Linked DNA regions of Homo sapiens: region 2 is linked to region 1. Evidence: chromatin contacts called from ENCODE Hi-C or POLR2A ChIA-PET data. All regions are on one chromosome and are shown on one strand. Each heading gives the region's core, a stretch centred on a gene start or an enhancer-like site at or near the end of the contact. The rest is flanking DNA. Distances are from core to core; before and after follow the strand shown. Region 1 holds the start of KATNAL1 (katanin catalytic subunit A1 like 1). Region 2 holds the start of LINC00544 (long intergenic non-protein coding RNA 544).

Region 1 (5,940 bases), core at 137-2,636:
TCGTCAAGGAAGGTTTCGTAAATCTGTGTCAGCTTCCTTTACCAGCAAGTCTTTGAGTCAACTCTAAGGACTCAAGTGTACTCCTGAACATAAAAAATATATAAAGAATTAACTAAATAATTAAAACATGGTATTTTTCCTTCCGAAAACATGCTGAGAAATTCTGAATAACACTGGAATAATCAAAGAATTATTGCTGCCTACTGCTAAAAAAGTCTGTTTTTAAAAGTTACTAGTAATTTAAAGCTGAACTAATCAAAATATGTGTAGGCAGTGTTCAGGCTGGCAAGGGGGGGGTGGGGTGGAGCACTCATTTCACAACCTTGAACCTCAAGAAATAAAATTCAAAAATGCAAAAAGTTAAAAATGCCAGATACCACCATATAATCGCAATGACATCTTTTTATCTATTTCCACACTTAACCTTTAAACATTACTGCCCTTTGAGTAATTACCAATTGATGGGTTTAATATGCAAACACCTCTGAGCTACTTTAAAACAAACATGACTAACCCAGAAATAAACGTATCCAGGAAAGGAGAAAAACCTGTTAAAACACGGTTTCTCAGGTCTCACATCCAATGTGTGACATACATACGGTTCTGCACCGAAAGGCAGCAACCTGCGAGGGTCAGAGGCGCCGAAGACCCGAGGCCCTGCAGCTTGGGCGGCTGCTCATCCCTGAGACTGTGCAGGGCGGTGGCCCAGCCGGGGTGGGGCTGAGCGCTGCAACTGGGGCGGGCCCAGCTACAGGGCGGGAAGCCCGAGGCTCACCTCCACTTCCCTTTCCCAACGCACAGAGCCCAGGTCCGCGACCACTCAACAGCCCCCTCAAGACAAAGAGAGATTTTTTTTTCTGTCCCGGTCCGCTCAAAGTTTATCGGTCTTTCCCGGCGGTCGGGGCCGCCGGGCTTTGTAGTTCGCCAGTCCGAGCTACCCCACCAAGACCGCGAGCCCGAGGAGTCGCTGAACTACAATTCCCATGATGCACCGCGAGCCTGGCGCTCCCGCGCCCCTCCCCGTCCCCGCACGGGAGCCAGCGCCCGAGGAACCCCGCAGCCCACTGCCCTGGCGTCTCCGGCAGTGGGAGGCCGAGAGGGGCTGTTGGCTAGAGCCCTCCACCACCTGCTGTCTCGCCCTCGCCCCTTTCTCTCGGATTCATTACCCAGAAGGCGCAGGTCCGGGCACATTCAGCGATGCGGTCCAGATGGGGTGCGGGTGGGGCGCAGGCCGCCGCCGCCGCCGCCGCCGAGTCCGTTAGCTCGCGACGTGCGTGAAAAGGCGGCGGCGGCGTAGTGTTGCCATGGCAGCCGCGGCCGCGCGGTGGGCGCAGCGCGGGAGGGAGCGCGGGGGCTGTGAGTCCGCTCTGGGGCGGAGCTTGGGACTCCCGCCCAGGTTGCCGGGGGGAGGGAGGTGCAGCGGCGCGGGGTGGGAGAGCAGGGAGACAGTGACATTGAGGAGGACGTGTGGCCGACTGAGCTCTGGTCGTGCTTGATGAGCCTGCCTCCACTGCGTCCAGCCCCCGTGGCAGGGCACCTTCGTGCCTGCTGCTTTCGGAGGTGATGCCAGTGGCGTCGAAGGAGGGGGCACCCGGGGCGTCGCAGCGCCTTTCCCGCCGCCTGTCCAGGCGTCCGCCGCTGGGTCTGCCCCCAAGGGATGTGTGGATCCTACGCCACCTCTGTGTTTTTCTCCAGTCAAACCGAATTGAAGTCTTTCGCACCCCCTTTCTCCATTCTCTGGGGAGGGGGATAGAAGGGAATCCTTCGATAAGATGGAATGCATATGGCCTTTAGGATTATTCAGGAGGTTTTAGAATTTGCAAATGGCATTGCTTTCGACTGAATTTGGATTTATGCTGTTTCTTGGCAATCGTTTGTGGACTCTAGGATAAACAGGTTAAGAGCGTGGGCTTCTAAAACGAATTCTTAGTTCACGTCCTGCCCCTGTGCTTGGTAGCTGATGACCAGAGGCGCCTTTCTCACCTCTTAACGTTTTGATCTGCAAAAATGGAGATATCCATCTTGCAACTCTTGTAAGAAATACACGCATTAATACTGATGAAGCTCTATAAAACAAAGCTTAGCATTTAACAATAGCTATTAAATATTAATTATTTAATCAATAGTGATAAAAGTCAGAATAGTGGTTGGCTGTCGGGGAGGAGTTTGAGAGAATTTTTTGTAGTGATGAAAAAATTCTATAGCTAAGAGTTTCGGTTACAGAAGTATATGCACTTGTCAAAACTCTTGGAATGGGACATTTAAGATTTGTACATTTCACTGCATGTAAATTTACCTCAAAAGAGAACATAAAAATGTGTTGTTATTATTATTAGAGCTATAGACTCTAATGGAAACTACAGAGATATTCTAGGCCCAATCTCTAGATTTTATAGATGGGAAAACTGAGGCCCAGAAATTTAATAGAAAAAAAGAGGAAGGGGAGTGAATTCGTGACCTTGTCATTTTCTAGTAATGAATATCTCCTGAAAAATTATGGTTGAAAATAACAAAAATGGCTCCTGTAATCCAGCTGAGTCATCCTACCACAGAGATTTTCTTGAACTTGACTGAGTCCCTTATCCACCTTGTGGTGTTCCCCACGGCCAATGTCCTCTCAAGGATTGCACCGTCACTTCTGGCTCTCAGTTCTTGCTTTTCCTGAACACTTAGACCTCTCCACATATCACCTCTTACAACTCTCCTCTCTCTACTCCTGCTGACACATAATTTCGAAATCAGCCCCTTTTCTTTGGTTGTTTCTATAGCCAACTCTTTAGAAGGTTTGGAGCAGATAAGTGGTTTTAAATTAAGGATGCAAAAAACCTAAAATTAGAAATCCCTGCTCTTAAAAGTCCTTCAGTTCCTCCCATGATATTTTTATCCACCTACCACCTACCCCCATTTTTTCATCATAACCTGTAACCTCCCACTATTGTACCATCTTTCTGGTCCCATCTCTCCCCTCCTCTCCTCTCTTTATACAATACTTTTATTTCCATCTCCTAATCTGTGCCTTCATAGCTACCTGCCATTCCTAAACTGTTTACCAAAGTTTTTTCCTACACAAAGTAACTTCCCAAGAGGAACTCTGGAGCCAGCTATTAAAATAATATTTTTTCACATATGTATCCTCATATTCTATTTGATTCAGTCCACAGTGTAGCTGCTCAATAAATATTAAGCAGCTTACGTACATGACCTGTTGATATAGTTTGGCTGTGTCCCCACCCACCTCTCACTTTATTGTAATAATTCCCACCTGTCAAGGGCAGGGCCAGGTGGGGATAATTGAATCATGGGCGCGGTTTCACCCGTACTGTTCTTATGGTAGTGAATAAGTCTCATGAGATCTGATGGCTTTATAAATGGGAGTTCCCCTACACAAGCTCTTTTGCCTGCCACTGTGTAAGAAGCCCCTTTGCTCTTCCTTCATCTTCCGCCATGATTGTGAGGCCTCCCCAGCCATGTGGAACTGAGTCCATTAAAACTCTTTCCTTTATAAATTACCCTGTCTTGGTTATGTCTTTATTAGCAGCATGAAAACGGACTAATACACCTGTCCTGGCTACCTTCACAGTGGGTTCACTTATGAAACCCATTTTCTTACATCCATAATAATGGTTTACTCTAGTATAAATGAGGAAGCTATGTGATAATAGCTGGAATCTGCTGTCTAAGAGGAAGAAAAGAAACCAAAGTAACCATAGCTTGTACAGAAGAAATGACAGCACTTAAGAGATGAAGTCCGGAACAAAGTCTGGTATGAAGCCATAGGACATCCTTATAGGAACTTGGACCTGTCACCTGCAGCAATTTGGTCACAACTCTGCATATGTAATGAGCATGTAAATAAATTCTCCTTTACTCCTGGAGAAGATGTTACTGATCTGCTACCAGCTGAACACATGTTTGTAGTAGGGATGATAGGTTCACCGGATCCATCTCTCCCTGATCTGGTTTCCCTTGTGACCGATCACTTGTCTTTCTTTGCAAGGCAGCTGGCCAAGGTTGTAGTGCAGCCTACAGCCATGACGAAGTCTCCAAAGACAAGGTCCCAATGCATAACGCTCCTTGTTTTGTGAAGCCAGGATCCCAGAAAATCAGCTCAGCAGGACAGGCCACTTGAGAATGGATGACAGCAGCACAAACAAAAGCTGTCACAAAAGTGAGTTGGAGGTGGGCAGTCGCGGGAGGGAAGACCACAAGCCACTGAAGCACAGCCTTAAAATGCCTCGCATGGCTATGGACAGGTAGGAACGAATAAGGACCGATAGTAAACCATAGTTTATTGTTTTCACCAGATACTTTGGACCTGTTCAAGTGATAGTTAAACACCCTATACAAATCCAAAAGATGGAGCTGAAAGTAGTAGCACATTAATCCACACAGGCAGTGTGGTCAAGAGCCACCACCCTCATTTACAGCGCATCTGGTTTACAGTTGAGGTCTTTCCTCAGTTCTTAGAGTTCTTGGCCTCTCTGGCATTTGACTTTGCTGACTACCCTCCTTGGTGGGTCCTTGACCTTGGATCTCTTCAGAGCTTTCCAACCAGACTTCATTATGTTATTCACCAGCTCTTTTACCTGCTTCTTAAATGTGAGGATAGTTGCCAAGGTTCAGTCACTACACCTTTTCCATTTGCAAGCTTCCGCCTTGGCCGTGGGTGATGCTCCAATTTCTCTTGCTAGTTCTGATCCACAAGTTCCAGCACTGCACAAGCAGGCCCACTCTTCCTTAACTTGTTCTGTTACTTCTGTTCTCTTCGTCTAAGATACCAGCGCCTTACCCTATCTAAGGTCTACGTATTCTGAAAACAAACCTTCACATGAAACCTTTCCAGATCATTCCTGCTCAGTCATATCACCCTGCTCTGTGCTCAGAATATTTCCTGCCAATCTCACTCCCTTGACAGCTGACCATACTGCTGAGTGGCTGCTCAGTATTGTTTACTCATTGGCTTTTTGTCTTTTCTCACTATATTTCAAGCTCCTCCAACGTGTATTTCTGGGTATTCTCAAAAACACCTTCATAATACTCTACATATAATAAGGGCACAATAAATGTTTTTGATTGGTAGTTCTTTTATCTTTTCCCCTTAGCAAAACTTCCTTTATCTGGTAGCTCTCCCTCTTCTAGTACTATGCAGGACATTTGCAGCCTCTTGATATAAATTTCCCTGAAGCCTATAACTGTGGGCCCCCATACATATTCAGTGGAGGAGTACCTTGGGAGGTAATTCCTTAAGTCGCTGTTGCTGTGGAAGGAATTCAGTATGTAAGTAGCACTGAATTCCAACGTTCAGGCCCTCTTACCGTAAAGATCTAGAGCAGAGTTTTCCTCACTGTGGGTCACAGTCTATTAGTAGGTCATGAAGTCAATGTGATGGGTCTCTTCCGGCTTTGTCATATTTAAAAAGTGATAAGGTAAGGTAGTGTAGGGTAAAGTAGAATGCAATAGAATGCGGTAGAAAATGAAATCCAGAGGGTATGTGCATGGTTAGGGTCAAGTATCGTATGGCAGTTACTGAGCTGTCATCTTTCAGCTTCAAACCTACCCTCTGTCCTCTGCTTTGTGTTGGTGGGGCTAGAATTGTGCAAACCACATTTCTCCTCTGTCATCTGGGTGGAGAGGCTGGGGCAGCACAGCAGGACCAGAGGAAGAGCACAAGGCTGGAGGAGAGGGAAGCAACTTGCTCCTTCCTGACAGCCTGCTATGCTTGGCAGCATCACTCCTGCCACAGACTTTTAGCCTGGTGGCAGTTTTACTTGTCTCCAGCTTCTTATTGTATCTCAACCAGCCTCATCGCATCTCTTCTCCCTCCTCCCCAAAGCATTACCTGCAGCAGCAGCCAGACAGTGTCCCTCTTCAGGAGCCTGTGCCCCAGCTTCAACAGGCCTTTCCTACAAACCCCAACCTCCTCTCCTCCCTTTGATCTCC
Region 2 (6,448 bases), core at 263-2,762, 370 kb before region 1:
CCAGGAGCACCTCATCACTCCGTTCAGGCCTCCTGACTCATTAGGAGATTCTGGTGACACCCCGCCTCCCTGGCTTCAATCTCTCTAGCTGTAAGCCTGGGGATTGGAAGACTTGGCACAGTCTTTCCTCCCCAAGGGTGCCGTGCTGATGATGTTTGCAGAGTGCATCACACTCCTCTGATAAAAGGTGTCTCCTGAGTACAAAGTATCATTGTCACTATATTCCACAATGTGGCTAAATATAGGTGTGCACCAATCTGCTGAAGAGCAGAGTGTCTCTTCAGCATTTGCCTGGGAGGAGCAAGTGGCCCAGTGGCTGCATAGGATGCAGCAGAAAAGAGCTGGCATGCAGCAGCAGTGTACCTGAGACCAGGGCATGGGGAGAGGGAAAGGCCCTGCATGCCCCCCTGGTGGGCAGCCCCAGCCCACTTGGTGACAGTGAGGCCTGAGTGCAGCAAGGCTGGAGTCATGCTGTGAAAGCCCACAGTAGCAGAGCCCCTGCCAGGAATATAGCAAGGAGATCACAGATCACAGAGTACATTGCACCTGCCCCATGCAGTGGCGGAGCAAGACGCTCAAGGGTCTGGAGTTAAGAGGGACCATTTGAGGTTAAGAGGGAAGGAGTCTCCCTTGTTTTGGTTTTTGTTTTTTGTTTTCCCACACAGTCCCAGAGGGTACTGTGGTGTTCTGACACACTCCCTGTGTCAGAGCTGTTTTTTCATTATGACCAAGACAGAGCAGGTGTGAGAGCTGAGCATCCTCCCCTTGCTGTGCTCCTCTGGTCTCCAAGGCACCCTCCCCATGCGCTGCTTCCTTCCACTTACCGCCCTCGCACGGCACCACATCCTGAGCTCTGCTTGTTCCCTCTTCAGACTGGCAGGTGGTTATAGAGGTGTTTGGGGTGTCAGCTCTGAAATGCTAAAAATAAAACCAGGCTTTCTATCCTGGGATGTCTCATTAGTTTGCTTACAAATGAGTCCCCCTGCAGTTTTTCAGCAATTGGCTAACAAGCTCTAATTTGAGCGTTTGGGCTGGACCTTGGCTCAGTGGGAGCAGACGCGGAGCAGACGCCTTCTCGGAGCTGCCTGTTTGGGGAAGCTGGTCGTTTCCACTCTAGCTCAGCCTCCCAGAACAGGGAAGCTGCAGGAAAGTTGACAAAAGCACAGCAAAGCAGGGAGAGCCTCCTCGGTAGAGAGCAACGACCAGGTGGGTGTGGGTGTGGAGAGCAGTGGGGCCCACCTGGGCAGGTGCGGGGGGATGGGAGGAGGGGCTGAGAGTGCTCTCTAAGTTAAGGTCACGGTGTAGAGGAGAGGACTTGAAAACTTCCTGCAGCAGCTTCGTGGCCCGGTGAAATGTTCTCAGCAGCAAGCATGAAGCTCTGATTTGTAAAAAAATCAATACGGCTTGCATGCCAACTATGCCTTCTCCAATCCTGCATTTGTGATGTCAGAGGTTGTCATTCTGGGCTATGGAGCAAACCTTTCAGGGTTGACCCAGTCCTTCTAGGTCATGTGGAGTGGGCCAGCTTTAATGAACCTGTCTAAAAGGAAGGAAGAGAAAGAGCTCAGCTCCTTAGGGGAACAAGGTGGACCTTGGCAGCTGTCTCACTCCTCACCAGCTCTTCACCTCAGATCTTGTCCTGACTTCCTGGTCCACTAACGGCCTCCTGGATAGAAGAGTCAGGTAATGATCCCTGCCTTTCAATACTCATTGCTCAGTTTCAACAATCATCAACAATTTGCCAATCTCATTTCATCTCTCCTCTTATCTTTTTCCTTTTCTGGAGTATTCAGATCCTCTCACTTTCTGAGTGGAACTAAGAGTCTTCCTCACCTTCATCACCACTATTAGCTTATAAACCTCTTTTAAGGACAGGGATTCACCTCAGCTCAATTATGTTTTGTTACACACGTGGTACCCATCTTCTGTGTTGAGAGATGTTTGAATTATACAGTTTTTAGTGCATTAAGTGTTAGTGTTTGGGATCCAATTTGGCTCACTCTAGATGAGCTATAGAGTCTTCATTTTTTCTCCTCTCCCTTTTTCCTTCTTGAGTTAAAAATCACAGTTACCCAGCCTCCCCATACCTCCCCCCGCACCCTATATTACCACTTGTTTTTCTTTCTTTTTTCTAACCACACCCTGAGGCATTTCACCAGCAACTCTTTATTATCTAACCACAGTTCACCAGCCCAGGAGATGTTCTGAAAATTGACAATGATCATGATATACCCTGGATCCAGAATACTTCTCTATACAATGGGTGTGTATAAAGACAGACAGACCTGCCAGGCTCCATCAGGAAAGCTCTGTGTCTCCTTCACATGTGGAGGGACAGAATATTATCTGGAGATGGAGAATGCTTCTGAGAGCCTCTAGCACAGGGATCCCCAACCCCACAGCCTCGGGCAGGTCCCAGTCCCAGTCTGTGGCCTGTTAGGAACCGGGCCACACAACCGGGGGTGAGCGGTGGGCAAGTGAGCGTTACCACGTGAGCTCTGCCTCCTGTCGGATCAGCCGGTAGCATAAGAGTCTCATAGAAGCGTGAACTCTATTGTGAATTGCGCAAGTGAGGGCTCTAGGTTGGGTGCTTCTTATGAGAATCTAATGCCTGAGGATGAGGCAAAACAGTTTCATTCCAAAATCATCCCCCGGACCCCATCTGTGGAAAAATTGTCTTCCATGAAACCCGTCCCTAATGCCAAAAAATTTGGAGACCACTGCTCTAGTAGGCCTGCCTACTGGGCTTACTTTGTGTATATGAAATTGATAATTATTCCTCGTTTCAGAAATTTAAAATGTTACATTTATATTTCTTTCATATTTCCAACATTGTACCAAAGGTCAGTCCTAGAATGCTTTGTTTTAGCTGTTTTTCTTTCCTTAGGCAGAGAACAAAGATTGGTGGCTTCCTCCTGAGCACACTGGGATGTGGCATTACATCGGGGCTGCTGAGTGCCCTTACCTTCAGCTGCCCAGATGCAGAGGCAGGTGGGTGGGGCCAGGGAGTTTGATGCTTCACCTCCTTAAGTGAGAACTGCATCATGCAAACAGTCAGCTCTCAGCCAGATGGCACCACAAGGTTCTGTGAATTTCTCTCAGCACAACAAGCACATCTGCCAGTTGGGTTCCAATGCTGTTTTCTCTTTTCTTCTCGGCACTAGACACCAGGGCTTTAATTACACAGCCAAACTCAGCCGCAGAACACTCCCCAGTCTCGTCCTGGCTGGGCCCAGGACCTCCCCACCTCTTCAAAAGCCCCAAAATGGAACGATCATGGCCGGTCATCAGGGCCGGCAGGTGCAAAGGTGCTAAGTGGGCTGAGCTGACCCTGTACTCCTCTTGGTTCTCTCTGTAATGATCCCCTCTTCCTCACAGGCCCCCTTTGCCCTGATCTCGCCCTCCCACCTGCTGTCGGAGGGCCCCTCATGGAGATGCTCAGCCAGGCCCAGACCTCAGCGCTCCCTTGGCCTGGCCTTTCCACTGGGCTTCCTCGTGTCCTTAGTGCCCGGGTCCCCAGGGGAAGGCTTGGCCAGAGAGCTGCTTGGAAGCAACAGTTATTACGTAGACAATTGACAGAAATCTGTGTGGTTGTGCGGCCACACTCCTTTGTCAATCCTGCCCAGATATCCTGCTTTCCTCATAACAGCCAGCATTTTTCTGAGTGCTCACTATGTGCCAGGCACTTTACTGTATTAACTCATTTAATCCTACAACAACCTTATGAGGTAGGTGCTGCTGTTAATCACATTTTACAGATGAGAAAACTGAGGCACAGAGAGGTTCAGCCCCTTGCCCCAAATCACCCAGCTAGTAATGAGCAGAGGTGGGATTCATATCTAGGATTCTAGCCTGACTCAAGAGCCAAAAGGCTTTTAAAAGAAAACCTGAAACTACGTACAATTCCATATGACATGGAAAAAATTAAATAAAGTTCTTGGCTCAAAGGGTGGCATTGTGATGCTTTCCTTTTCCCTTTTCATCTTCTCATTTCCACTCTTAAAAAAATTATTTTTCTCACACAGTGACTGTGACAAGAGTAAATATGATAGTGGAGGTTCAGATAATGTGAAAAACCAGTGGAGGAGACAATTTTAGGTGGCTTTGCTGTGTCCTCTTCACCTGACAGAGGTGGGCACCCTTAGGTCTGGTTTATGATCTTGGCCAAGCCTCAAAAAGGGAAGACCAAAACTCCTAGAAGCACCCCGTGGTTATAGAGTTGTTAGGGAAATGCGGTATGCAAAGCCTCTGAAAGGAAAGGATCCAAGCTTAGGGATGTGAGGATCTACTAAAATTGTAAGGGACACATGAATAAGAGGGAGATTGATCTGTGACGATGAGTTGGCAAAAAATGAAAATATGCACAAACTCCCCACCATGGAGGAGGCCTCGTGTGCGGGAAAAGGCATTGTTTCTGCCCTTTGGATGTGTTGAAGGATGCTCTAGAATAGGGAAAGTCATTAAAAACTAAATCACAGAGGAGCATGTGACACAGGGCATAGTGCAAGGGGAGTTTAGAGAGGGTATCAGGCAAATCAGCGAGGTGTAAGGGCAGAAGGATGAAGCTGTGGCTTTGAGAGAGGACTTGGAGGCTGAGGAGAGCTCAGATGTCACCAGGCAAGACCTTAGTCCCAACCCACATGGTCGTTGCCTCCACTGTCCTTCCAAGATGCTCCAGCCAGGGCCCATGTCCATGCTCCCTGGATCTCTTGCCTCCAGCTACAGTACCTGCCATGCAGCTGGTGCTCAAGATACTTTTGTTTTAAAATATCAGTGAATAAATGAATAAGCACAGCCGTTGAGTTTTTAACCATTAGGTCAGTCAGGTGTATGAAATTTGAAGAGCCACTTACACGTCTTGATTGAATTCCCCTTTGTCTTGCCAGTTTCTCCCTTTTCCTTTACTGCACCTTTCAGATTTCTCAGCGTAGCCTTCATTCATAGTGTCACTCACAGTGGGATACGTCAGGCTGCATCCACTGTGTTATTCGGTGTGTCACCAGTGCCTTGACTAGGACACAGATAGCCTTGAAAGAGTGGTTACCTTCACTAATAAGCATTATGCAATGTCTTCACTGCCTTCTCTTGGCTCTTTTGGTCTCCATCCTGAATCCTACTGATGTGATCTTTGGTGATGGCGCTGGGTGAAGGTGGTGCTGACAGTAAGATGTGCACAGGCTCACCTCTAGCTCAGCCTCTACCTCACTCTGGAACCCCAAGCTCATCCCCCACTATACGATGGGGGTGGCAGGACTTGCCCTGGATCCCCGACAGGGTTATCACCAGAGAGACAGTTGGGAAAGCTCATTGAAAAGTTACTGTTCTGGCTAGGCGTGGTGGCTCACGCCTGTAATGCCAGCACTTTGGGAGGCCGAGGTAGGCGGATCACCTGAGGTCAGGAGTTTGAGACCAGCCTTCCCAATGTAGTGAAACCCCATCTCTACTAAAAATACAAAAACTTGCCAGGTGTGGTGGTGCATGCCTGTAATCTCAGCTACTCAGAAAGCTGAGGCAGGAGAATCACTTGAACCCAGGAGGTGGAGGTTGCAGTGAGCTGAAATCGCACCACTGCCCTCCAGCATGGGCTACAAGAGCGAAACTCTGACACACACACACACACACACACACACACACACACACACACACACGAAAACAAAAGAAAAGTTACTGTTCTATTAAATGTACTCTCTCTAATGAATGAAATCTTCCTGCATATAATGATTTGAGCCTTCTCCATAACTCTTCACTCCTTTTTACACCAATTTTTGTTTTAATGGGAAGAAAAAAAACCCTATGCACTATTTCCTCCCCTACCTTTTCTAGTTAGGATTAAACAGAAGAAAAATGGTGGCACCATTCCCAGAGGTCTTCAGCATTTGAACTTTACACTAGAAAACTCTCAATCCAAAGCTAAAATTCATATGTAACCAATGTCCTTAAGCTAACAGCTGCTTGCACATTCAAAAAAGCTTTGTATTTCTCTCTTCATGTCACTGTTAACTCTCTATTTCTCTTTAGCTATTTATCAGCCTCTGAGAAAATCTCCCGGCAACTCCTCCCCACATAAAACTATTCTAAATCCATGTGAAGCCCTTAATTTAATCAACACATTACCATTTCCTAACAAAGGGTAAATGAGATCAACTAAATTTACACCAGGAAGAAAGGAAATTAATTTTACTCAATTATAAAAAGGAGGAGGCTTTACACAGGTAACAATTTAACAATTGTAGTAGTGGGGATTATGGAAAACTCTGAATCAGGATGCCAGGAGGTCACCCACTGCTGATAGGTTTCAAAATAACTCCCCAAATCCTGACAGTAACAATTTAGTGAAGGCCCAAGAGCCGAGATAGTCCTTAAGTAATGAAAAATGATGACAGCCTAAAAAGAGGGAATTGCATAATAATCAGAATTTAGATTTGAGACACTGATAAGTCACCTGTAA

Evidence for each region. A loop is a pair of places that touch in the nucleus more often than their neighbours do. ChIA-PET counts read pairs that join two places held with the same protein, here RNA polymerase II (POLR2A). Pooled maps may share reads with other maps.
Region 2: a pooled map shows a loop between it and region 1 (4-fold over the local background). The contact joins the promoter of LINC00544 here to the promoter of KATNAL1 in region 1. A Hi-C loop is called at or near these places in 1 of 168 maps with a recorded cell type or tissue (ascending aorta) and 10 of 50 pooled maps. POLR2A ChIA-PET finds 5 or more read pairs at or near these places in 1 of 52 experiments (activated naive CD4-positive, alpha-beta T cell).

The regions. Positions count from the first base shown.
Region 1 is chr13:30,306,165-30,312,104 of GRCh38, forward strand. KATNAL1 (katanin catalytic subunit A1 like 1) reads right to left here and starts at 1,387. Exons shown (of 11, transcript NM_032116.5): 1 at 1,167-1,387. RefSeq lists silencers at 1,022-1,131, 1,162-1,391.
Region 2 is chr13:29,935,019-29,941,466 of GRCh38, forward strand. LINC00544 (long intergenic non-protein coding RNA 544) reads left to right here and starts at 1,513. Exons shown (of 5, transcript NR_033889.1): 1 at 1,513-1,683; 2 at 2,184-2,263; 3 at 2,888-2,991. RefSeq lists enhancers at 577-696, 827-946.